Linked DNA regions of Homo sapiens: region 2 is linked to region 1. The links are chromatin loops, found by intact Hi-C in ENCODE. Cell type or tissue: endothelial cell of umbilical vein. All regions are shown on one strand. Links, peaks and the distances in the headings refer to the core of each region. The heading gives the core; the rest is flanking DNA. Region 1 has its middle 52 kb from the start of LINC02702. Region 2 overlaps LOC107987166 (a long non-coding RNA gene).

What was found. Hi-C counts contacts between places; a loop is a spot of excess contacts. Peaks named below come from ENCODE experiments on the same cell type or tissue, not always from the same donor. Only the 100,000 strongest peaks of a DNase experiment are listed, where the experiment ranks them.
Region 2: it touches region 1 in a loop (3-fold over the local background); 3 of 110 quality-filtered maps call a loop at or near these places.

What each region holds. Positions count from the first base shown.
Region 1 is chr11:116,685,736-116,697,288 of GRCh38, forward strand. No RefSeq gene overlaps it. Among named protein-coding and RNA genes, the nearest start is that of LINC02702, 52 kb to the left of the region's middle. RefSeq lists enhancers at 1,890-2,452, 2,453-3,014. In endothelial cell of umbilical vein, for the core only: a CTCF peak has its summit at 6,153 (motif pointing left); no DNase peak of the experiment used is centred there.
Region 2 is chr11:116,356,462-116,368,014 of GRCh38, forward strand. All of the region lies in intron 1 of LOC107987166 (a long non-coding RNA gene), which reads right to left. Among named protein-coding and RNA genes, the nearest start is that of LINC02151, 140 kb to the right of the region's middle. RefSeq lists enhancers at 889-1,752, 1,753-2,616, 3,490-3,990, 10,598-11,335. In endothelial cell of umbilical vein, for the core only: a CTCF peak has its summit at 1,785 (motif pointing right); a DNase peak (open chromatin) is centred at 4,300; H3K27ac peaks cover 2,718 bases.

The DNA of each region.
Region 1 (11,553 bases), core at 1,666-9,665:
GACCCCCTAAACTGGGTTAAGTGCCCCTCTTTCAACTCCTGTCACTTCCTGGACTTTGCACATAACCCTCTCTATTGCAGGGACCTGTATCACCCTCCAGACTGGAAGCCCCACAAAGAACTGGGACAGTGTTTGACCTGTTCTCATTCTTATTCCCCGTGCCTGACAAGTGGTGGATGCTCAGTATATTTTATTAGATAAACAATTGTATAATCACATCCATCACTTCTTATTACCATTAGGACCAGCCTGAGAGAAAGACAGGGCAGAATTATTATTCTGTTTTTCAGCTGAAGAATCCAAGACCCAGAGAGGTACAGTGATTTGCCCAAGGTCACACAGCTGGCAAGAACTATCCTACTCCTTGCCAGGTGCTTCTCCTCCTTGGTACGTTGCACTGCCTCTCAAGCATGGCACCCCAAACTGCCCCCCAGGCATATAAGAGTGTTGGAATGGACACCCGGCTTCTCAACCTCCCGCCTCTCCATCTCCTTGTCTCCTGGCTTCCCTCTCCTTAGCAGTGAGACCTGGTAGTGTAATGGGTAAGAACAGACATAATGGGTTTGAATTATACTCTAACCACCCACTAGCTGTGTGACCTTGGGCAAGATACTTAACTTCTCTGGATCAACTGTAAAATGGAGGTAAAGTAGTGCATACCTCAGAGGGTTATAGAGTAAGGACTCGGCACAATATCTGGCACATATGAGCTCTGGTTATCTGCTTTTTACTATTTCTCTAACATATTCTATCTTGATGTCTCTATTCCTCACTGTCTTTCTTTTCTACCCTCTGTTGGTCTGTCTATTGGCCTATCTCCCAAACCAGCTGCAGTCCCCTTCCACACGCTGGGCCACGCCTGGGAGACTCAGACACTTCTGAGATCTCCATGTGTATCTCATCCTGGATCCAGAAGAGATCTTGTTCCAGGAATGGAGCTACGGTTAAAAAATAAAATAAAATAAAATAAACCACACACACACGCACACACTACACCACCCCCACATGCATGCACATCTTCCTCACCTGTCACAGGCCAGCCTGTGAGGGACCTGTGTGGTCCAGGGGCAGTTGGAAAAAAGGCTTGAGAGGTTGTGGGGGTGGAAGGGTTAAGGCTGAGTGGTGGGGACAGCCGGTTGGGGGGTGGGGGTCTCTGGCTGAGAAGAAAACAGGTGGACGGGATTGGCCCCGTCCTCGGGGAGAAGTGGAAGCCAAAGCTGAGCCACCTGCCCATTTCCCAAGGGTCGGATTACCCAACAGCAGGTGCTTATGAGACCCTCCCATGCCTGATAGAGTGGAAGGCACAGGGCATGCACACCCCACCTCCACCTCTAGGTCTTATAGATGGAGGGTCATCGGGCCCCTGGAGAGGCCACACTGAGGGGAAGGCATCGTGACCTCAGCATCCTGGGCCAGTGGTAAGAACCAGGACTGGCCTCAGAAGACCTAGGTTTGGGTGAATGCACAGCCATGTACTGGTCATATGACCCTGGGGAAATCGTATCATCGCTCTGAACCTCAGTCTCCTCATCTGCAAAATGTAACAATAGATGCTCTGCTGCGTGGCTGTGAAAATTTTATTTAGAAAGAGCAGGTAAGAAAGCACTTGCTAAACTACCTGGTGCTCTGTGGTGTCCTTGGGTCATTATTGGCACAGGCTGGATGGCGCCCACAGTGACCCCTCATCATCCTGCCCCACTGTCACAGAGCACCCATTATCAATGGTGACACCAGGAAGACAGACAGACACTCCAGTGCAGTCTGGCAACATCATCCAGCTGAGCCCCTCATCATCCTGCTATGTGACCACGGGCCCTTCCACCTCTGGGCCAGTTTCTTCCCTACACCAAGGGGGATGGGCCACCGTGTGGAATTTCAGGAATTCCTGAAATTCCTGTTAGCTTCATGTTGGTAGCTTGAACTCAGCCATGGTAGAGGTATTTACACCTCAGAAATCAGCAAACATTACAGACCAGGGTACCACTGTTTAGGCTGACATCCCAAATCTCCTCCTCCCAGTGTCTGGCCAGGAACAGAGCAGCTGGTCCAAGCAGATTGCCTCAAGTGCTCAGCATCCGGCTGCCTTCCAGGGACTCTCCCCTGATAAATATGGATGCACACCTGGCCAGCAGCAGGCCTGAACCCCTTGCCCCCACACACACACATACAAGCGTGCACACACACACTCTCATACTCACACTCTCATACACTAACACACACACACTCTCTCATACACTCACATGCACATACACCCACACACTCCTACCTGGTGGATCCCTGGGCATGGGCAGGGGCAGGAGGGAGGCAGCCCCTGCTCTTGTCAATCACAGGAACAAGGCTCCACCCACCTGGCCTGGGTATTCCATGAGGTCTTTTGTCTCCGGTGCTCCTGCCCCTCCTCTTCTCCACCCACCATAGGGTGGAGGACGGGAGCTTGCCCAGACTCCAGCAGGCCACCTGCTTTGTAACTGAGGGCACCACCATGCAGACCCCACTCTCTCTCCTCAGGACTGCCCCTCCACAGACCGCCACGTGGTGCAGGAGTGATACCCAGGCAGTGCCACCCAGTTAGACTAGGAGGTGCCTAGTGCCCCTGCAGCAGGGTCACGTGACACTTTGACCCTTCACCCTCCCAATACTTAGAAGGCAAATCAGTCCGGGAGGCCCAAGTGAGGAGATAGAGTGGTGAGGGAGGGTTTCTCTGAGAGAGAGGGAAGCTGGGCCAAGTCCCTGCCCACCCTTCTACGCTGACCCCCAGCAGTGTCTTTTGCGGGTTGTTTGCATTGCTCTTTTCTGAACTAAGCACTCAGGCACTCTCCTGCTCCCTGCAATGGGTTGAATTGTGTCCTCTAAAATTGCTGCACAGAAGTCCCAACCCCCAGCACCTCAGGAATGTGGTCTCAGATCTTACTGGAGACAGATCCTTGATTACAGAGGTAACCAAATCAAAATCAGGTCATTAAGGCTGGGCGCAGTGGCTCATGCGTGTAATCCCAGCACTTTGGGAGGCCAAGGTAAGTGGATTACTTAAGCCCAGGAGTTCAAGATCAGTCTGAGCAAGAAGGCAAAACCCCATCTTTACAAAAAAAAAAAAAAAATTAGCCAAGTATGGTGGCACATGCCTGTAGTCTGTAGTCCCAGCTACTTGGGAGGCCGAGGTGGGAAGTGGGGGCTGTAGTGAGTCGTGACTGCACCACTGCATTCCAGCCAGAGTGACAGCAAGATGCTGTCTTAAGAACAAAACAAAACAAAAATCCGGTTATTAAAACTCAGGTCATGAGTTAAAAAGGTTGTTAGGGTGAGCCCTAATCCAACATGACTGGCGTCCTTATAGAAAGGGGAAATGTGGACACAGAGATATGCCCCAAGGGAAGAGCATCCACAGCCAAGCAGAGGGGCCTGGGGAAGAAGACAGCCATCCACAGCCAAGCAGAGAGGCCTGGGGAAGAAGACAGCCATCCACAGCCAAGCAGAGAGGCCTGGGGAAGAAGACAGCCATCCACAGCCAAGCAGAGGGGCCTGGGGAAGAAGACAGCCATCCACAGCCAAGCAGAGAGGCCTGGGGAAGAAGACAGCCATCCACAGCCAAGCAGAGGCGCCTGGACCCGATCCTCCCCTCACTACCCAGAGAAGACACTAACTCTGCCTTGATTCCGAAATCTTGGATTCTAGCCTCCAGAACGATGAGGCCGTGCATTTCTGTTGTTTAAGCCACCCCGTGCGGAGGGGTCTGTTATAGCAGCCTTGCAAACGAACTCATCCCCACTCTCTGAAAGGGCAGGTGAGAGAAACCGCCTGTGGGTATCTCAGCTTCACAACCTTCGGAAGCATACACATTGCTGCATCTGATCCCCAGGCCACATGACCCTTAGGCGCAACAGGTGCCATTCATCCCCTTTGACAGATGAGGACACTGAGGCCCAGGGGGCAGGGTGCTTACCAAGAGGCTCTCCAGAGTCAACAACTAAGCCAGGACCAGAACCAAGGCCCCCTTATGAATGACCCAATGGGCTTGCCTACACCAAGCCAAATGTCTCCTCCTGAATGTGTACAGAATTCTGTGAGCCCACAGTGAGAAGACACTGGGACATCTCCCTCCACCAGAGGAAAACTTCCAGGCAAAGGTCCTGAACCCTGGATGCTCCGTGAATCACCCAGAGAGCTTCGAATCAGTCCAGCACCTGGGCCCCACCCCAGACCAAGTGAATAAGCACCTCTGGGGGTGGGGCTCAGGCACTGGTCTTTTCTACAGCGCCCAGATGATACTAATGTGTAGCTGGGGAGGACAGCCGGAGCTAGAGGACTCCCTGGTGCCAGCATCCTAGCAGCCTGAGTGTCCCCACTCAGTTGCAGAGGGGCCTGGGGTGCCCAGCAGGCAATCACACCTCAGGAAATATGAGACATAAATGAAGGTGCAAATTGGCAGTCATTCATTTTTGTATTAAGGCCTAGAAAATATCAGGGTTGAAGCAAGTTTTTCTAATTTCTTCATGGCCGGGGCTGGTGGGTGGGGGAAGTATCTTTAAAATGCTAATGGAAGAGAAAATAGTGTTTTTCTTTAAATTTGGGCCTTTACTCTTTCATCTTGTATTAGCTTGTTCTCATGCTGCTATAAAGAACTGCCCAAGCATGGTGGCTCACGCCTGTAATCCCAGCACTTTGGGAGGCTGAGGCTGGCGGATCACTTGAGGTCAGGAGTTCCAGACCGGCCTGGCCACATGTGAAACCCCATCTCTACTAAAAATTAGGCGTGATGGTGCATGCCTGTAATCCCAGCTACTTGGGAGGCTGAGGCATAAGAATCGCTTGAACACGGGAAGCAGAGGTTGCAGTGAGCTGAGATTTTACCACTGCACTCCAGCCTGGACAACAGAACCAGGCCCCATCTCAAAAAAAGAAAAAAGGAACTGCCCAAGACTGCGTAATTTATAAAGAAAAGAGGTTGAATCGACTCACAGTTCCACAGGGCTGGGAGGAAACTTACAGTCATGGCAGAAGGGAAAGCAAACACATCTCCCCTCACACGGTGGCAGGAAGGAGAAGAATGAGGGCCCAGAGAAGCGGGGAAAGCCCCTTATAAAACCATCCGATCTCGTGAGAACTAATTCACTACCACGAGAACAGGAGGAGGGAAACAGGCCCCATGATTCAATTATCTCCACCTGGTCCCTCCCACGACACGTGGGGATTATGGGAACTACAATTCAAGATGAGATTTAGGTGGGGACTCAGCCAAACCATATCACATCTTAATCAAATGTGATTGCTTATCAGGAAAACTAAAAAGCTACACTGGAATCCTTACTATATGGCAGGCATGTGCTAAATGACCCTTGTGTTTTATGCCTATGCCTATGTGGTTATGCCTAGGCATCATAACCCACATTTTACAGTGGGAGCAACCAAGCCTTAGAGATGTTATTTGACCTGCCCAAGGTTACCCAGCCACTAGGCAGTGAAGCTGGAATCCCACCCAGGCAGTCTACGTTACACCAAAGGCTGTGCCTTTGACCACCCACCACAGGGTCCTCTACATTCATAACCTATTTTTGTAAAAGGGACTAAAATAAGAATTGTCACCAGGCACAGTGGCTCACACCTGTAATCCCAGTGCTATGGGGAGGCTAAGGTGGGAGGATTGCTTGAGCCCAGGAGTTCAAGACCAGCCTGGGTAACATAGCAAAACCCCATCTCTACAAGGGAAAAAAAAAACAGCAAAAACGTAAACAAAATTAGCTGGGTGTGGTTGCACGTGCCTGTAGTCCCAGCTACTTGGGAGGCTGAGGCAGGAGGATGGCTTGAACCCAGGAGTTCCAGGTTGTAGTGTGCTATAATCGCGCTGCTGCACTCCAGCCTGAATGACAGAGCAAGACCCTGTATCTAAAAGAAGAAGAAAAGTATTGTAGATATTAAATGTTTAAATAATGCCTTTTTTCCAGGGCTCCCAGATTTCCAGAGATTTTTCATCCCTAACTTGGAACTGAAGAGCTCAGGCATTAATAGGAAGCAGAACAGGCACCCTCATTCCCAGCACAAAGAACGCCAACGTGGACACCAGCACCAGCACCCCGCACCCCGATCTCTTCCCTGCCTAGGCCCACCGTCGCTGGAAGGAGAGAAACACGGGCCTGGACTCCCCTCTAGTGGCCATGAAGCTAACTGCACCAGACACCTCCACACCCACCCAGGCCAGCCAGGTGCCCGGGGCCTGAGCCCCAGGTGAAGTGGGAACCTACGCCCAATGGGCACACACACCCACTGAGATGGCAGCAGGCCCCTAGGCTTGGAGACTTTATCCAGGTACTGGAATTGAGGGGACTGAAAGCTGCGGCCCCAAAAGACCAAACCATACCTGACTCCATCTCATCCTTTTCACCTCATCTGCCTCCCATCCATCCCCCCAGCTGAAGGGAGCATTAGAAGTCAGGAGGAAGCTGACCCCAAGAAGCAGGATTCTGGCCCTGGGACAATAACCAGAACTCTGAATGAATGTCCAGAACACTTCCCCACACTTGGCCTGTGGCCTCCCTCCAAGGCTCTCCCCCACTCCTCTCCATCCTGCACGCCCCAGCACTCTGCCTCTCCAGGAAGCCTTCACTGAGCCCTCCCTCCACACCATGGTGCTCAGTCCACAGTCTCTCCCTTCCCTGATCTCCTGCCAGGAGTACCAAGGTCACCTCTCAGCGCCCAGCACACCTTTCAAGACCATCGGTTCTCCCCTCCCCAGCCGTCCCCCCAGTGAACCGGAGCCTCTGAAGGCAGGGATTGCACCATAAATATCTCTGGTGCCCACCCCCTCAGAGTGTCGCCCAGGCCAGGACACCAGAACCTGCTCAACTGGCTGCAGCAAGTCCACCTGAGGACTCAGCCTTGGAGGCCAGAGCAACGCCGGCCCAGCAAGGCTGCCTCTCTTCTCCCAGCACTGCTGTTTGATCCAAGGCACCGTGAGGGTCCAGGCAGGTGGCCCAAGGGAGGGAAGGGAAGGTTCCCAGGAATGCACAGCCTGAGCTGGAGACAGGGGAGAGCTAACAGGGCTGGTAGAAATGACCCATCAGCAGTCGCTGTGACGGCACGAAAACTCCTGCTGCGGGAGCAGCCTCTCAGGGCACAGCAGCTGAAGTCTCTCTGGTGGAAGGTCCCGCCTGAAAGAGCAGGGGGACAGGCCCATCAGCCCTGAGGAGCAGCCACCCCCGGCCCAGCCCCAGACCAGGCAGCAGGGACCTCCCTTCCTCTGAGGTCCCCACCTCAGAATCAGGCTGATGGGGTGCTGCCCTCCCAGCTGGTCTGAGGGCACCTCGGCATGAAGCCCTCCCCCTGCTCCCCTCCTGGCTCCCATCTCCAAGGCCTGAATGCATTCGCATCTTCCGGCTCTCAGGAGCAATTCCAACTGCCCCATTTATATTCCTAAGTAGAGGACTTGTTAATATGGAGCCTGCCTCTGGGGAAGTGGGAATGTGCTGGGTGAGAGATGACAAATCACAGCCCAACAGCCTGGCTGAGAGCACTGATACTCACCTACATCTCATTCATCAGCCCCTGACCCTCCTACCACATAGGCCAAGGGGGCAGCCCTGGAGGAGCCACTGTGGGCTCCAAGAAGCACAGGCATTGGTGGGTGGTGGCAGGGGGATCTGTCCTGCCAGGAGGCTGGGGGAGGGCCCAGCAGCAAGGGGGAGCCCAGTAAGTGGATATGGGTGAGGCCCAAACCAGAGCAATCCCTGGAACAAAACTTCCACTCCTGGCTCCAGTGAGAGAGCGAAAGGCCCAGAACACCATCAGTTTCATCTTGAGCCACACCAGTCCCTGCCTGGAGAAGTATTTGGTCAGTCTAGTGGGCCAAAGCAGGGCCAGGGTGGTTCCTGTTCTGGCTCCAGCCTGGAACCACATGCACACACGCATGCACACACATGCACACACACACACACTCACGGCCCAACCCAGATGCAGGGCAGGGCACGCAGCCAGCCTGGCCAGGTGCTACCTTGGTGAGCTCAGTGCCCAGTCCCAGGTAGGGCGGGTGTGCAGCGTGAGTAATGGCAGGCGAGGAATGCACCCGAATCCTGATAAGGGAGAATAATAACTTGTCAAAGATATATATGATGTGTGTTTGTTTTCCCAACGGAATATCTATGGGGCTAATTCATCAAGCCAGCGGGCTGGCTGGAGACCCAGGGAGGGAGGGAGGAGAGAGGAGGTGCACACAACGGGGCAGCCACTCAGGCAGTTGCTGTGGCCCTCCGGCCTCCAAGGGACCCACAGGCGGGAACACCAGGGCCCTGGAAGGCACTGAAATGGGCCCTGCCCAGCAGGGCTCCCCGCCTCTCAGTGCTCCTCCAGGGAACTTTTGGGTCTGGAATTCACAGGAGGCTTCTCACCTGTTTAGGAATTTCACTGTTCTCTTGTGTGCTCCTTCTCTCATCCACTCTTCCTTCCTTCCTGCTGCACCGTCTGTGCAAAGCCCACCCGGTTTGAGAAGCCGAAAGGTGATCAGAAAACACCACCCCTTCTGGAGAGGTCAGCAGAAGCTGCTCTTCAGGCAGAACAGAGCCAAGAAGGCAGCTCCTACCTCAGCCATCTTCTTCTCATCTATGCCCTGCCAAGAGTGCAGCTCCAAGAGGGCAGATCCAAGAGGGCAGCTCCTACCTGGGCCATCTTCTCCTCATCTATGCCCCACCAAGAGGGCAGCTCCAAGAGGGCAGAGCCAAGAGGGCAACTCCTACCTGGGCTATCTTCTCCTCATCTATGCCCCCCTATGCTCCCCCACCATCTCCCTCCCCCCACACTCCCATACCCCAATCCTCCTAGGCAGAATGGGAGAGAGAAAGAAAGAAGGCAGGAGGGCCCATTCGCCTTGCCCGGGTCATTTCAAAGATGCTGAAGGCAGAAAACCCTCCTGGAAACACAGAGTGCCTGCAGGAGGCTCCACCTGCCACAGATGTGCAGAGGGGCGGGGCCCACCCCCTCACACCCACCCCCTCACCCCCTCACCCCCTCACCAGAGAAGACTCCTCATCTGTCTCTGCCTTAGTGATCACCCATGGGATGAGGGCTTCCTTTCTAACCCCTTCTCTGCCTTGCAATAAGAAACCTTGAGTTCGTGTGCACCCTCCCGGCAGGAGTTCGGCCTGTCCCTCAGCCCCTGCATCCCAAGCCCCCAGCTAGCCTGGGTACAGCCAGGGACCAGTCCCCAGAAGGGGAACCCCAAAATCATGGTCTTGAAGGAAGGGTCCCCAATAAGCCTCCTCAGGAGCCACCTCCAGACCCTGCCCTCATGCTTCCCGTCCTGCAGGCCGGGATGGGCATCTTCCCAGCTGCACCCTCACCCCCAGGGCCTCGGTGTGGCATCTGACTCACAGAACCATCACCCAGCTCTGTGTTCCACCACACACCACTGACAGTGACTCCCTCACCTGGGTTGGCTCCAAGTTGGCATTCAGCATCCTCCTGTACCCATTCATTCAACAAAGGATGGAGCCCCTAGTATGCACCAGGCTCATTCTTGGCACTGGGGACATGCCTATGAAGACAACAGATGAGGAGCCCTGCCGCTGTGGAGCTGATATTGTTAGAATGCTGAAATACTTCCACGCCGATTGCTAAACACCTATCCCACCCAGCACTTCTCGCCCCTACCTCCCCACGGCCCAGCACCTAAAGGTGAACCCCTGTCACAGCTCAGGGGGCTTCTAGGACCCTGCCCAGCTCCATGCCTGGTGTCCATCCTGATGAGCCAGCGCTGGCGCCACAGTGCTGTTAAAGATTTTGACTCTCACCCCTGGATGGCATATCGGTAGCCCATCCTGCAGGAATTAAATGAGAGCTTCTCTGTGCAACAGTCAGCATTGGCTTCCTCCCTTCCTTTCCTCCTTCCTGCCCTCTTCCCCTCCTCCCTTCCTTTCCTCCTTCTTTCTCTCCTTCCTTCACTCCCTCTTCCCCTCCTTCCTTCTCTCCTTCCATCCTTGTCTTTTCCATTCCTTTCTTCTTTGCTTCCTTCCCTCCCTCTTTCTCTACCTCTTTCTCTCCTTCTTTCCTTCTTTCCCTCTTTCTTTTCTTTCTGCTTTCCCTCTCTCCTTCTTTCCCTTCTACCTTCATTCTTTCCCCCTTCTCTTCCTCCTTCCCTCCTTCCCCTCCTCCCTTCCCTCCTTCTCTCCTTCTTTCCTTGCCTTCTTCCCTTCCTTCTTTCTCTCCCTCCTTCCCTCCTTCTCTTCCTCCTTCTCTCCATTCTTCCCTTCCTCCCTTCCTCCTTCTCTCCTTTCTTCCCTTCCTCCCTTCCTTCTTTCTCTCTCCTTCCCTTCCTCCCTTCTTTCTCTCTCTCCTTCCCTCCTTCTTTCCCTGCTTCCCTTCCTCCCTTCCTCCCTTCCATCCTCTTCCTCCCCTCCCTCCTTATCTCCCTCCTTCTTTATTTCCCTTCCTCCCTTCCCTCCTTCCTTCTTGTTTGAGGCCCAGGGTCTCCCTCTTAGCTACCTTACCCTCTCCAGACCTTCAGCTCTGGGCACAGATCTGAGAGACCACCTGTCAGTGCCCACAGTCTCCCTCCCTCCCACACAGAGCCATCTCCCGGATCCTGAGGGCCAGGAAATATGGAGAGCAGGCTCCAAGAGTGCCAACTTATCCCCCACCTCCCCGCCCTCTCCACTGCTCCCTAATGGACACTGATAGCCCATTCCCCTCTCTGCCTCCTCTGTCCCTCTTCCCAACACTCTTGGTTGGCTGCCCTGTCCATGGAGGGCAGGCCCCAGGGCTGGAGGAGGCTGCAGGGCGCTGGCCTAGCCCCTCCCAGGGTATGAGGAAGGGGAGAGGAAAAAGGGGGTGTGCCCCCTGCCAGTGTAGCCTAAAGCTGGAGAGCAATTAACTTGGCATTTTCAAACAAGGGCAGAGGAAGCGGGAGCCACAGGACTGAGTCAGCACATCAGAGAGGCGGTCGCCAAGCTGGCTCAGCTCATTAACAGGACAGGGCTGAGCCAACGAGAAACAAGGTCAGAGAGAAGGGGTGGGAGACCCAGATGAGATGGGCTGGGGGAGGACGAGTCAGGAAGGCAGCAGCAGGCCCCGCACCATCCCCGCCCTGCAGCCAGCCTGGATTCCATCCTGACTGCCCACTGCCCAAGATCCGCCCTCACCCTCCACGCCCCCACACAACCTCTGCCCCCACCCACCAATCGGCACACATTTCCCAAGCACCTGCTTCAGGACTGGAGTAAACCCCTCCAGGACTTGACCTTCCAGGAAGATGTGGGCCAAAGCCCTGGGGCCTAAGAAAGAGCACAGGGCTAGAGAGGATGGAGGCAGATGAGGGCCAGGAGACTTCATGGAGGAGGTGGTCTTTCAGTAGCTACATTTAAAGTAAGGTTGCATATCCTGCCTTTTTCCTAAAAGGAAACAAAGCAGCTGAATCCTGCTATGTGCTGAGTACCTTACCAGGTGCTGGAGGCACGACCCACATGGCCTATGATCCTTACCTCATCAGCCTGCAAGGTTCTCTCACTTGTAGAGGAGGTGAGAGGCACAGAGAGGCTGAGTGGGAGGTAGGGAGGTAAGTGACTCACTCAAACC
Region 2 (11,553 bases), core at 1,175-9,174, 330 kb before region 1:
CTCTGAAAGCCCTACAGGAACGACCCACCTGGGAACCCCTATTAGCGACCGCCTCTCTCAATCAGGTCTGCCCAGGGAAAGAAAGACACTGAAGACCATTCAGATCCCCAGAAATGTCAACACTCCTTGAAAGAGGTCTCCACTGGCCCGGAAATCTCCAGGCTGCCTGCACTTGTGATAAGCACAATAAATAAAACAATGAGACCCATTTGAAGGCACTTGTGAGACAGTAGAGCTTTGAGAATTTGACTTTGATGAGTTTGAAAGGCAGAGGAAAGAAAGAAGAATGAGTTTCCTCTTGGGCTCAGGTTTGTTTATCCCGCTTCTCGGGAATCCGAGCTTACAAGGTTGATGGTTTCAAAGGCCTCTAAATGTTTCTGGAATCCCAGACCAGGCTACAGTGGGCCTGAAGGCTCCTGTTTGCCTGGCCCCAGAAAAGGCACAGCCACATCAGCTCCCTGGAGGATTCCTGCCGGGGCCGAGAAGCAGGCACAGGTGGGAGCTCACCAAGCTGGAGCCCACCCTTGGGAGTGTGCAGAGGAGGCGAGGCAGCTCCACGTAAAGGGAGAACCACAAGGTACAAGTGACTGTGAGAAGATGACTGGGAAGCCTCAGTGGGGCCAAGGAGTGAAGGTGCCCTTTGTGGGGACTGAGAACAGAGTCCTGGACCACAAGTCCGGAGTACAAGGCCAAGCCTGGATCTGCTGCTAAGCTGTCCCATGCCAAGTCTCTACCCCACTTTGCATCTTCATAAAAGGTCCTCTCTGAGGTTCCTCTGAGCCCTATGTTGACTCCACCACTCTTTAAGCAGGTGGTTCTGCCATGGGTCCCCCGGCTTCTTCCTGACCCTGTCCTCCCTATCCTGCCCCAAGCCCAGCCCATCTGGACCCCACTCTGCAAGGGCCCTGCTCCCTCTCAGCCATCAGTGCACCCCTACCCACGACTCAGTCTTCCCTCTGAAAACTTCACTGTAGTACCCTGAGATGTTTTCCCACATTATAGAGACTTGAAACCTGCCCTCGGGGCCACAGTCTATGTACCTGTGCGCCGTGTGCATAGTTAACAGTAATGCCAAGACGGACTAATCGTCCTTCAGTCCATGCCGCACGTCAAGTCTTCATACGCACTCTCGTGCTCAGCAGCCCTTTCTACAGAGGAGAGAACCCTGAAGCTTGAAAAGATGCAGTAACTTGCCCTCCTGTTGCCTTCGCAAAGGGCCTTGGCACCCATGTCATCCTCACGACAAGCCTGCCAAGTGGACAGTTAGATATTCCCATTTTAGCATAAAGGAAATGGAGCTGAGAAAGGCGAAGCAACTTGCCAAGGTCACAGCTCACAAGGAGCGGAGCTGGGATGGGGCAGGGTCGCACTCCCCAAAGTGGCCCTGCCTTCCAAGGCCTTCTCCTGCTCTCCTCCGCCTGGCGGCCTTCTAGGCCCACGCTCCTGAAAGCCGCTCCTAGGCTCACACTCTGCTGAAGAAGCGTCAAGGACTGAGCGAGGCGAAGAGGCCACCTATTTACACGGCCCAGTGTACACCCCTTCCCAGGACTGCAGACGCACTCCCCGCCCACCGCCTTTGCCGCAGCAAGACAATCAGCCCACTCCGCCTCCCCTCTGGCTCATTTCAGAGTGCAGTCAGACACTAATTGGCTCTGAGAAGTGATTACTTCAAAGAAGTTCCCATCGGACCAAGACTTCTCGGAAAAAAACAAACAGCGTGCACCCTGCCTGGGGAGCCACCCGCCCCAGAGATGGGTTTTCTGCCTGCCTGTAGGCGGCGCTGCCGAGACACGCGGCGCTGCAGGACCGCGCCCCGCCTGCTGCGTTCCCTATGCTGTCGCCCCGCCTGGAATCAAAGGCGTTTGAGCTGGAAGGCACAAACCCCACAGGCAAGCAAGGCCAGAGAGGGGATGTATCCTCTTTAGAGTCACACGGCCAGTGGTTAGCAAAGCTGGGACTAGAACCCACAAGACTCAGTGCTCCGCCCCACCCTGCCCTGGGTGGCTCTGTACTCAGCTAGCTGTTGTCCCTGGCAGCACCGGACCCATGCCCACGGGTAGGGCGTGGGTGGAGGGTGCTCTTCAGGTAGCAATCAGGGCCCCTGCCAAGGGAACTTGCTGGAGAGCCCACGGCGGCTCACCCCACCCTCCCTGTGCACACGTGTGCTCAACACCTAAAACGTTCTAGGTCCCTCTGGGCCTGGGGGTTCCGAGTAAACAGGAGACTGCCCCCGGCGCCCCTGACACTTATAGCGTGGCAGTGACAAAGCATATCTGCTTATGAGCATTCCCGGCCTTCCTCCCCACCTCCCCTGCCTTGGAAGAGGAAGGAGCCATGGACTTTTGGGCAACCTCTGGGCCTGCCCTTTCTGAAGTGTTGAAATCAGGTGGAGGCTAAAGAGGGAATTCAAGAAGCCCAGCAAGCTTGGGTCAGAAATCATACCTGCCAACACGGGCACCTGCCCCATAGTGAGTTTTTAAAAGATGTTTGAGATAATGTCCAACAGTTAAAGCTCAGATTTCTCATTCAGATTCAGATTCCTGGCCTCTCATGGTAAACTAGGAAATCTGGTCACACCAGGCCCCTATTGCTTCATTCATTCGTACTTTCGTTTAAGCATGGGGCTGGTCCCATCCCAAGTGCTGGAATACCAAGGTGAACAGGACAATCGAGTCCCCTGTTTTTGAGAGGCATCTCTTCAAGGAGCCTCTCTGTGCAGGGCATATTCACTCTAGTTTGCCACAGTCTCCACCATTCCCTATTATCACGTAGACCACTTCCCTTGTTTGTGATCTTTGCATGACCACCGTTTATAACCACCTCCACCAGACCTGCTGCTGAGAAAGGGCAGAGAGCTAAGCCAGTAAACAAAATGCTCACCTCTCTTTAATCTGTGGCAGGTGCATGAGTGTTTGTCTTACTATGTTCTTACTATGTTCTGTTTTCGTATGAATATTTGAATTTTTATTTTTCTTTTATTTATTTATTTATTTATTTTTGAGATGGAGTTTTGCTCTTGTTGCCCAGGCTGGAGTGCAATGGTGTGATCTCACCTCACCACAACCTCCACCTCCCAGGTTCAAGTGATTCTCCTGCCTCAGCCTCCCAAGTAGCTGGGATTACAGGCATGTGCCACCATGCCTGGCTAATTTTGTATTTTTAGTAAAGACAGGGTTTCTCCATGTTGGCCAGCCTGGTCTCAAACTCCCGACCTCAGGTGATCTGCCTGCCCCAGCCTCCCAAAGTGCTGGGATTAGAGGCGTGAGCAACCGCACCTGGCAGAATTTTTCACTTTTAAATTTAAAAATGAGAATGAAAGTAAAGAGTTATCTATGAGTGAAAATCTAGAAGCAGGAAGGGAGTGAGAGAAATCAAAGCAGGAAAAGACTGTGTTCGGGATGGCTTTGGGAGAGTTTAGTGGGGGAAAGAGAATGTAGTGATGCTGCCATACTGTGTGGGGTATTGACAGAAAGCAGGGGGAGGGAGAAAAGAGGTTTTTAAAACTTTTGCTGTATGTTAGGAACGAATGCCCCTTTGGCATTTTCCAAGCAGCTTCATAAAAGATTTAAATCATTTCTCAATACTTTTTGGATGTCTGCCTTCTGCTTCTTTTGAATATAACAGTGTGGGATGGGTGTGGGGAGAGAAGATAAACAAAACATAGGCAGTGCCATGATGGGGAGGTGCAAGGTGCAGGGTGCAGGGGTGGCTCCTGAAAAGAGCACCTCCTGATCCAGAGTCACAAAAGGCCCCCAGGGAGGAATTGATCAAACCAAAATGTGGATGAGTAGATGTTAGGCGAACACCAGGCAAATGGTGGTGAGAGAAGGGAGCAAAGTGTATTCCAGGCAGGGGGAATAACTTGGGGGAAGGCAGACTCCAGGATCTGGAAGCAGTTTAGGCTGGTGGGACCGTCTGTATGCATGCGGTAGGGATGCGCAAAGAAATGGAGCTGAAGGGCCGGCAGGGACACTGCCAGGCCTCATGAGCTATGTGACAGCCCGTGGACCATGTCCAGCAGGCAACCAGGAGCCACCGAGGGTGTTAGCAGAACAGTCATGTGGTCAGTTTGCATTTTAAAATGTTCATCTGTCTGTTCTGTGGGAAATGGATTGGAGGAGGCAAAACAGAGGGGTGCAGATTAGGAGGCTATTGAGATAGATTGGACAAGAGACCCTGGCAGCTTGGGCTGGTCACTGCCAAGGGAAATGAGAAATGATGCTTGATTCTAATGACATGCAGGAAATGGAGGCCTAATTCAGTACCATGTCTCCAGCATCTAGCTTCCTTCCTGATACTCAGTACAAAAGGATAACGCATATTTATTGAATGACTCAATAAATGAACAGAAGACCTAATAAACACACAAAGAAGCTGGTACTGGTATGTAAACGTTAGCATGCTTAAACCTCATCCCTTCATTGTACAATGTTCATAAACAGCGGCTACCCGTTTCTGGAGGCCTGCTTGGACCAGGCAAGAGTATGAGGTACTTCATATGGATGATTTCCATGTCGCCTCTGCAGAACTCCTGTGGCCCAGGCATTTCTATTCCTATTTTGCAGGTCAGGAAACAGAAAAGTGAAGCAGCTTGCTCACATTCAGCTGGGGAGTAGGGAGCAGTGCTAAATTCTCACCCAGCGGTGTTCTTTCCATACCTCGTGATCCCTCAGAATGACCTCTTCCAGGTTGAGGCACCCCCACACCCAGCTCCTCCATTCCGGTCCCCACCAGCCTCATACTGCAGCTAAAAGGAAACAGCTACCAAGTGAAATGAAAGGTTGGAAAGCACTAACCTGAAGTTCCTGAATATCCATTTTGGATATATTTCATTAGTATCTTCATCATCATCAACAAACATTTAGTGAGCACCTTCTGTATACCAGGTGCTGTGCTAGATAATAAGGGTACAAAGAACTGGATACCTTCCCTGTCCTGGAGGAACTCATAGTTTAGTGGGCAGGAGGAGTGGTTGAGGAAGTGGTCTGGGTTCTGTAAGAGCTTGTGCAAAGCTCAGAACTGTGGACACACTGGGCACATCTAGTGAGGCCACGACATGGGGCCCAGGAGAGAAAGAGGTGGCAGATGAGAATGGAAAGGCAGGTGGGTGAGAACCTGACTTGGGACCATAACAATGGGGACAAACAGAAGAGTTCAGAAGTTAAAGATGCCTCAGTGATGGGCCTGACAGGACGCTGATCACTTAGTGATGAGAATGAACGGAAAAATGCTCACCTGGAGGTACTAGAGAATCTGGATGTTTCAGCCAATTGGCTGCCCAAGCAGACCCCGCCCCTGGCTCCAGTGTAACTGCTGAGATATTTCATTGATCCCCAAAGCCAATTGATCCCTCAGGAGTAGACTAAGAAACAAAGAAGGGATTGTCTGTGTCCCAACTCCCTTGACAGACAAAAGCTTCTGCTTTTCTGCTTCTCTCCTTACCTGTCGAAATTCAAAAATCTGATCAACCCTCTTGGCCCCTCAAACCAAATAACTCCGTCTTTGGCTAAATAGAGAAGAGGAGATCGAGGATTTGAAGAGACACTTATTTATCTCTTTACCAGACAGTCTAATGAATAATTTCATGTTTGCAAAAGCTCATTTTGAAATTTGAAGACAAGAGATATATTGCCAAGGCGGCTCTAATACTGCGACATTAATTTTGCACTGAAAGATTTACTCAAAAATTAGATTTTACAATTTTAATGCCTCCATTCTTTTCTTTAAATAAGCTGTGAAATACAGTTAATTAGACTTAAACCCTGGAAGCTTAGACGTTTGAGCTTTGGTGTAAGCTACAAAAGAAAGCAAGCTTTTTCACTTGCAAATTAAATCTAAATTCATTACACGCCTAAACCTATACCACTTGCAGAAATCCTACTGGGCTGAGGAAGGGTCTTCTTGAGGCTCCAGATGTCTCCCTACAGAATCCTGGCTGCAGAGAAGGATTGGGGAAATGAAAGGAGAGACAGACTGGGAGTGGAAAAGACAGAAAGCATCTGACAAGTTGTCTTGGACAACGTTGGCATATTCTTTGGAGCATTAGCCCTGAGAATTGCCCCTTGGAGGAAGAAAAGGTTCCATGCACACAAAAAAACAAAACCAGGAGATAACTGCATATCATGCTCCCATCCTGGAAAGTCACAGGTTCAAAGAAGTAAAACAAACAAGCAAATCAACAACAACAACAAAAACAAAAACTGTTTAACTTTGTCTCACCCAGAATTTTCCAAACACATTTGAGAGCAAAGCCCTTTTTCTCAAAACACCTTATGTCTGGGTCTGTCTACTGCTCTCTGGAACACAGTCTGCTCTCGGCTCTGACAGCTCCACAAAGACAACTTTCTCCTACCTAGACATGGCCTCAAAGACCGAGCTCAAACCTGTTCTCTTCCATGTTGATCTCTTCAGTGTGAGCTGTGGAACAATCTCATGCACAGCCATCTAAGAAATACAAAATTGGAATCACAGCAGGTTGAGGAATTGGGGGGCCCAGGGTAGATACAGTATGGGTATTCACCTAAGTGATGCTGCCTGCTTAACACTGCTCAACACATTCATCAGAGAAACAACCAGTTCAAAGATGTAAGGAAATGCAGGCACCTTTTAGCCCAACAGTCTACATAATGCTAAAATCTTTCCACAAAGCCCGTGATGGGCTCATCCAGTGCCTGAACATTTATGACAGGGAACTTGCTGCTCCCTGGATATCCCTCTTGTCTCTAGACAGTTCTGACCCCATATGTAGATATAAGGCTGCCTCTTTAGAAAACCCCCCACTAGCCTGGAGTACAGCTTGTCCAGGACCTTGCCAGGTGGGCTCCAAATAGGCTGGCCATGGGACCCCATTCCCAGTCACCCCTAGGACTTCCCCATCTATGCCTACGTTTCTGAATCAAAGCAACCCTCTTCCCAGCTATTAGCTATTGCCACATTCCATGGCCAAACCCCTTTCCTTAGGCCACTGTTTTCTAAACTTTCTTGGGACCACGGATGCCACTGAGTTTTCTAATGAAATTGATGGGTCTCCCCAGAATTGTCCAATATTAGAAGCTTCACAAACACCTTGAAGTTTATTTCATTCTTGCCTGTGTGGCATCCTAGTGGAGGTATCTTGACCTGATTGCTGGCGTTGACTAAAGCTAACCAACTCCAATAGACTTTCAAGAGTTTTCCAACTATCTGCTTGCAGACCTTCCTCTTGTGTCCTTTGCTATTCAGGACACCCTGTCTGCAAACTGCCTAGTATTCTATTCAAGATATAATTCACCTTTGAAAAGTAATAATAAAAATGATAATAATAATAATTCCACCTTACTTTTGCAGTTTACAGAGTGCTGTCATGAACTTTACTTAATTTGACCCTCACTGGGCCCGTCATAGAAGTTATCCTTTGCTTTTTTTTGCGGGGGTGGGGTGGCGGGGAGAGTTTCACTCTTGTTCCCCAAGCTGGAGTGCAACAGCACGATCTCAGCTCACTCACTGCAACCTCCACTTCCCGGATTCAAGCAATTCTCCTGCCTCAGTCTCCTGAGTGGCTGGGATTACAGGTGCACACCACTACGCCTGGCTAATTTTTTGTATTTTTAGTAGAAATGAGGTTTCACCATGTTAGCCGGGCTGGTCTCGAACTCCTGACCTCAGGTGATCCGCCTGCTTCGGCCTCCCAAAGTGCTGAGATTACAGGTGTGAGCCACCGTGCCCAGCCTATCCTTTGCTTTTAACAAAGAAAAAAACAGCCTCAGAAAGGTTAGGTGACTTGCCCAGTACTAGAGCCAGAAGACAGGCTTCCTGTGTTCTCGTTCAGTATTCTTCTACAGTATCACGCTGCCTCCAAACTAGAAATCGCAAATTCTACATTTTCACATAGTACCCATGGTCCTTGGTGGCCAGAGGGTGACAGAAGGGAGAGGAGGGTATGTATTCTTTACATAGCAAGTGAAAGGATCAACAGATTATTTTGTATATGACAGGATTAAGAACAATACTTGGGATTTCAAAGCGCCAGGGTTCACTACTGACTCCGCTACTTGCCAGCTATGTAACTTTGAACAAGGTACTTCACCTTTGGAATTAATAGCAGAGCTGAAGTACTCGAGCTACAGAGAGGGCTAAATGAGATAACACACATAAAGTGCTTGGCACATGGTACACACTCACCAGATGTTAGCCCAAAAAGGAATGTGGGCCAGGGAAGCCACAAAAAAAAAAAAAAAAAAAAAAAAAAAAAAGTCTTCCTAAATTGGGCTCAGGGAGTGGCTGTAGGTGTTCGTATGCAAAAACAGGATGAGGCCTCTGAAAAGGTGTCCAGGCAGGAAATTGTAAAGTACATTAAGTTGGGGGAAGGTTATAAATAAGCTACAGTCTTGAACAGCAAATGTTGCATGGGTGGAGGGAGCAGAGAGTGGAAAATTGAGTCAACTAGGGCTTTGGAGTCTGGGCTTTTCTCTGAGGCCATGGGAAGTCATTGAAGGATTTTGAAATGGAGAGGGATACAGAGTGATGGTCAACTGGCTGATAACTGGAAGCAGGGACAGGCTAAAGCAGGGGACCCCAACCCCTGGGGGACCAGTATCAGTCTATGGTCTGTTAGGAACCAAGCCACACAACAGGAGGTGAGCGGCGGGTGAGCAAACAAAGCTTCATCTGTATTTACAGCCACTCCCCATTGCTTGCATTACCACCTGAGCTCCTCCTCCTGTGAGATCAGTGGCGGCATTACATGCTCATAGGAGTGCAAACGCTATTGTGAACTGCACATGTGAGGGATCTGGGTTGTGAGCTCCTTATGAGAATCTAATGCCTGATGATCTGTCACTGTCTCCCATCACCCCCAGATGGGACCATCTAGTTGCTGGAAAACAAGCTCAGGGCTCCCACTGATTCTACATTATGGTGAGTTGTATAATTATTTCATTATGTATTGCAATATAATAATAAGAGAAATAAAGTGCACAATAAATGTAATGCACTCTGGTGCGTGGGAAAAACTGTCTTCCACTGGCCATGGTCTGTAGAAAAACTGTCTTCCACGAGACCAGTCCCTGGTGCCAAAAAGTTGGGGACCACTGGACTGAAGAGTAGATACAACTTTGGAGGTTATTGCAGTGACCTGGGTGATAGAGATGGAAAGTAATCTCTTACCTCTTTCTTGGCTCTAGCAAGGTGCCTCTGCCTTCTGCCCAATCTCCAGGTCCCTCTCCCATCCTCACCCTGAGTGCCCCAGGTAGAATCCCTGGGTCTCTGTGGTGAACCCTATTCCAAGATTCCCATTTTGATGGGCTGGCTTGCAACACAGTTTGAATCTCTGGTTGAGATCATTCTTAAGTGTTGCCTTTCTGGGGACTGGAGCCTGAACTTGGGACCCACCCACCCCTGATCCAACACACCATGTTGAAAATAGCAGTATGACAGCAGCAAAGCCTTCAGGGAGCTTGCAGCCCAGTACAGAGAGCAAGCCATGTGCAAGAATGACTATAACATAAGGCCAAGCATGAGTCACAGAGCTTTTTAGAATAGCTCTAGCTAAACAGCTATGGTTGTTCTAAAAAGAACGGATCAGGGAAGCCTTCGTGGGTCTCCATTTATTTGGGCCACCTGACTATTTCCATCAGAGCTACATGCCACCTATCACAAAGGCACGGCCACAGTGGAAAATGGCCAAAATCCCTCCTCACTTGGCCCGACAGGCCCTGCTCTCACCTCTCTGCATGTTCCAGATACCTGCTTTTAGCTCTTCTTGACTGAGACTGTGGCTGCTACCCCAGCCAGCCACGGAGGCATAGCTCTCCCTCTTAGATCTGCAAATATGCCCAAAATGGGATTGAAGAGGGGTGAAGAAAACAAACTTTGCAAGGAAAACAAGAGAAAAATACCAAGAATTATAAAAAGAAATATGTTTGCAGAGTGATTGTTTCTGGTTGCAAACTGAGCACTTAGCAAAATATTGACTTGCTGGGCACAGCCTTTGAGGGCCCCAGGCGGTGGTCTCTTGCCATTTCAAGATTTTCTTTGCTGAATACTTAAGAGATATTTGAATTTCTCTCCAAGCAGATAAAGGCTGGCCCTCTCCCAGGTGCCATGGGATCCTCAGTGCCTTCTTGAATCTGTCTGGTCTCCCATTTGGGTCCCTAGTTACCTCCATTAGACTGAAGCTGCTGCTCTGACACTGCCAGCTCTGTCCAGCAGGGCACATTTTGCCTGGGACGCTGCCCTCTGCTTGTGCCCCTGCCTGTGCCTCCTGTGTTAACCCAGCAGAGGCTTTCCTTCTTCCAACTCAAGACCCTCCTGACTTGAACCTGGAATAGTCCTCTCACCTGCCTGCCTCCCTGGCTATGCATGCTTGGTTTGCTGACCACTAAATGTCAGTTAAAACTTATTCTCTTCTCAGATAAACTTGCTCTGCACCCCTTGTGCATCCACATCTCACTCATCTACTTCCAGGCAGTCTTGAGAGCTGACACCCTCTTTCCCTGGCTGGGTCACACTGTTTCCTTCCCAGGATCAGAAATAGACACGACCTCCATTTTTACCTGTAAATCCCATTCTTCCTTTTACACTCACCCTCTGGTCTCCTGGATGGAGAGTGGAGTCATCCTGTTTACAGCAACAAGTTGGCAATTGCAGCAATGCCCTAAGCATCCTCCGTGCCTCAGGCCTCCCAGGCCCTCATCTGTATTCCACAGTTCAGCAGGGAAAGAGCTTTCCATAGTGCATGTCTTGTGCAACTTCCCCAGCCTCACATTCCTGGCCTCCCATTGTTCTCACAGAATACCTATGTCTGATTCACAGTCAACAGCACCCTGTGTGAGGCATTCCCCACCTGCCTTCCCAGTCTCAATCCTGGGCACTCCCCGTCATTCACCTTCCCTCCAGCCATTCTAGTTAGAGGGTCCCAAATGCACCCTGCTTTTCACCGGCCCTTCTGCTTCCTGCCTGCCCTACTCCATACACTGAAGGAATGTTTACTCAACCTCCACCAGGAAACCCTCTTTGACCTCCCTCAACAGAGACAGCCACATCATTCTCTGTGGATCCCACAGTGCTGTATTTGGACCTGTGTTACAAGATAATATTATTTCTGTAATTATGGATGTTCTGTCTCCCCAAGACATCAAACTGTGGCCAAAAGCCCAGACTCAGAGTCCAACAGAGCAAAGATCAAATTCCAGCTCCATCGTTTTCTAGCTGGGTGCCCTTCAGCAAGAGCAGACCTTAGTCTCAGCTTTCTCCTGTGTAAAACGGTAATAAAGATAATGAGACCTACCTTATAAGGTTATTGTAAGGATTAAATAAGTTAATGCGTATAAATCACATTGCCTGATACAAGGTAAGCTGCTATTCAATATTGGCTCATTCTATTTTAGAAACTGGAACCCGGCCGGGCGCAGTGGCTCATGCCTATAATCCCAGCACTTTGGGAGGCCAAGGCACGTGGATCATCTGAGGTCAGGAGTTTGAGACCAGCCTGACCAACATGGTGAAACCCCGTCTCTACTAAAAATACAAAAATTAGCCTGGCCTGGTGGTACACACCTGTAATCCCAGCTACTC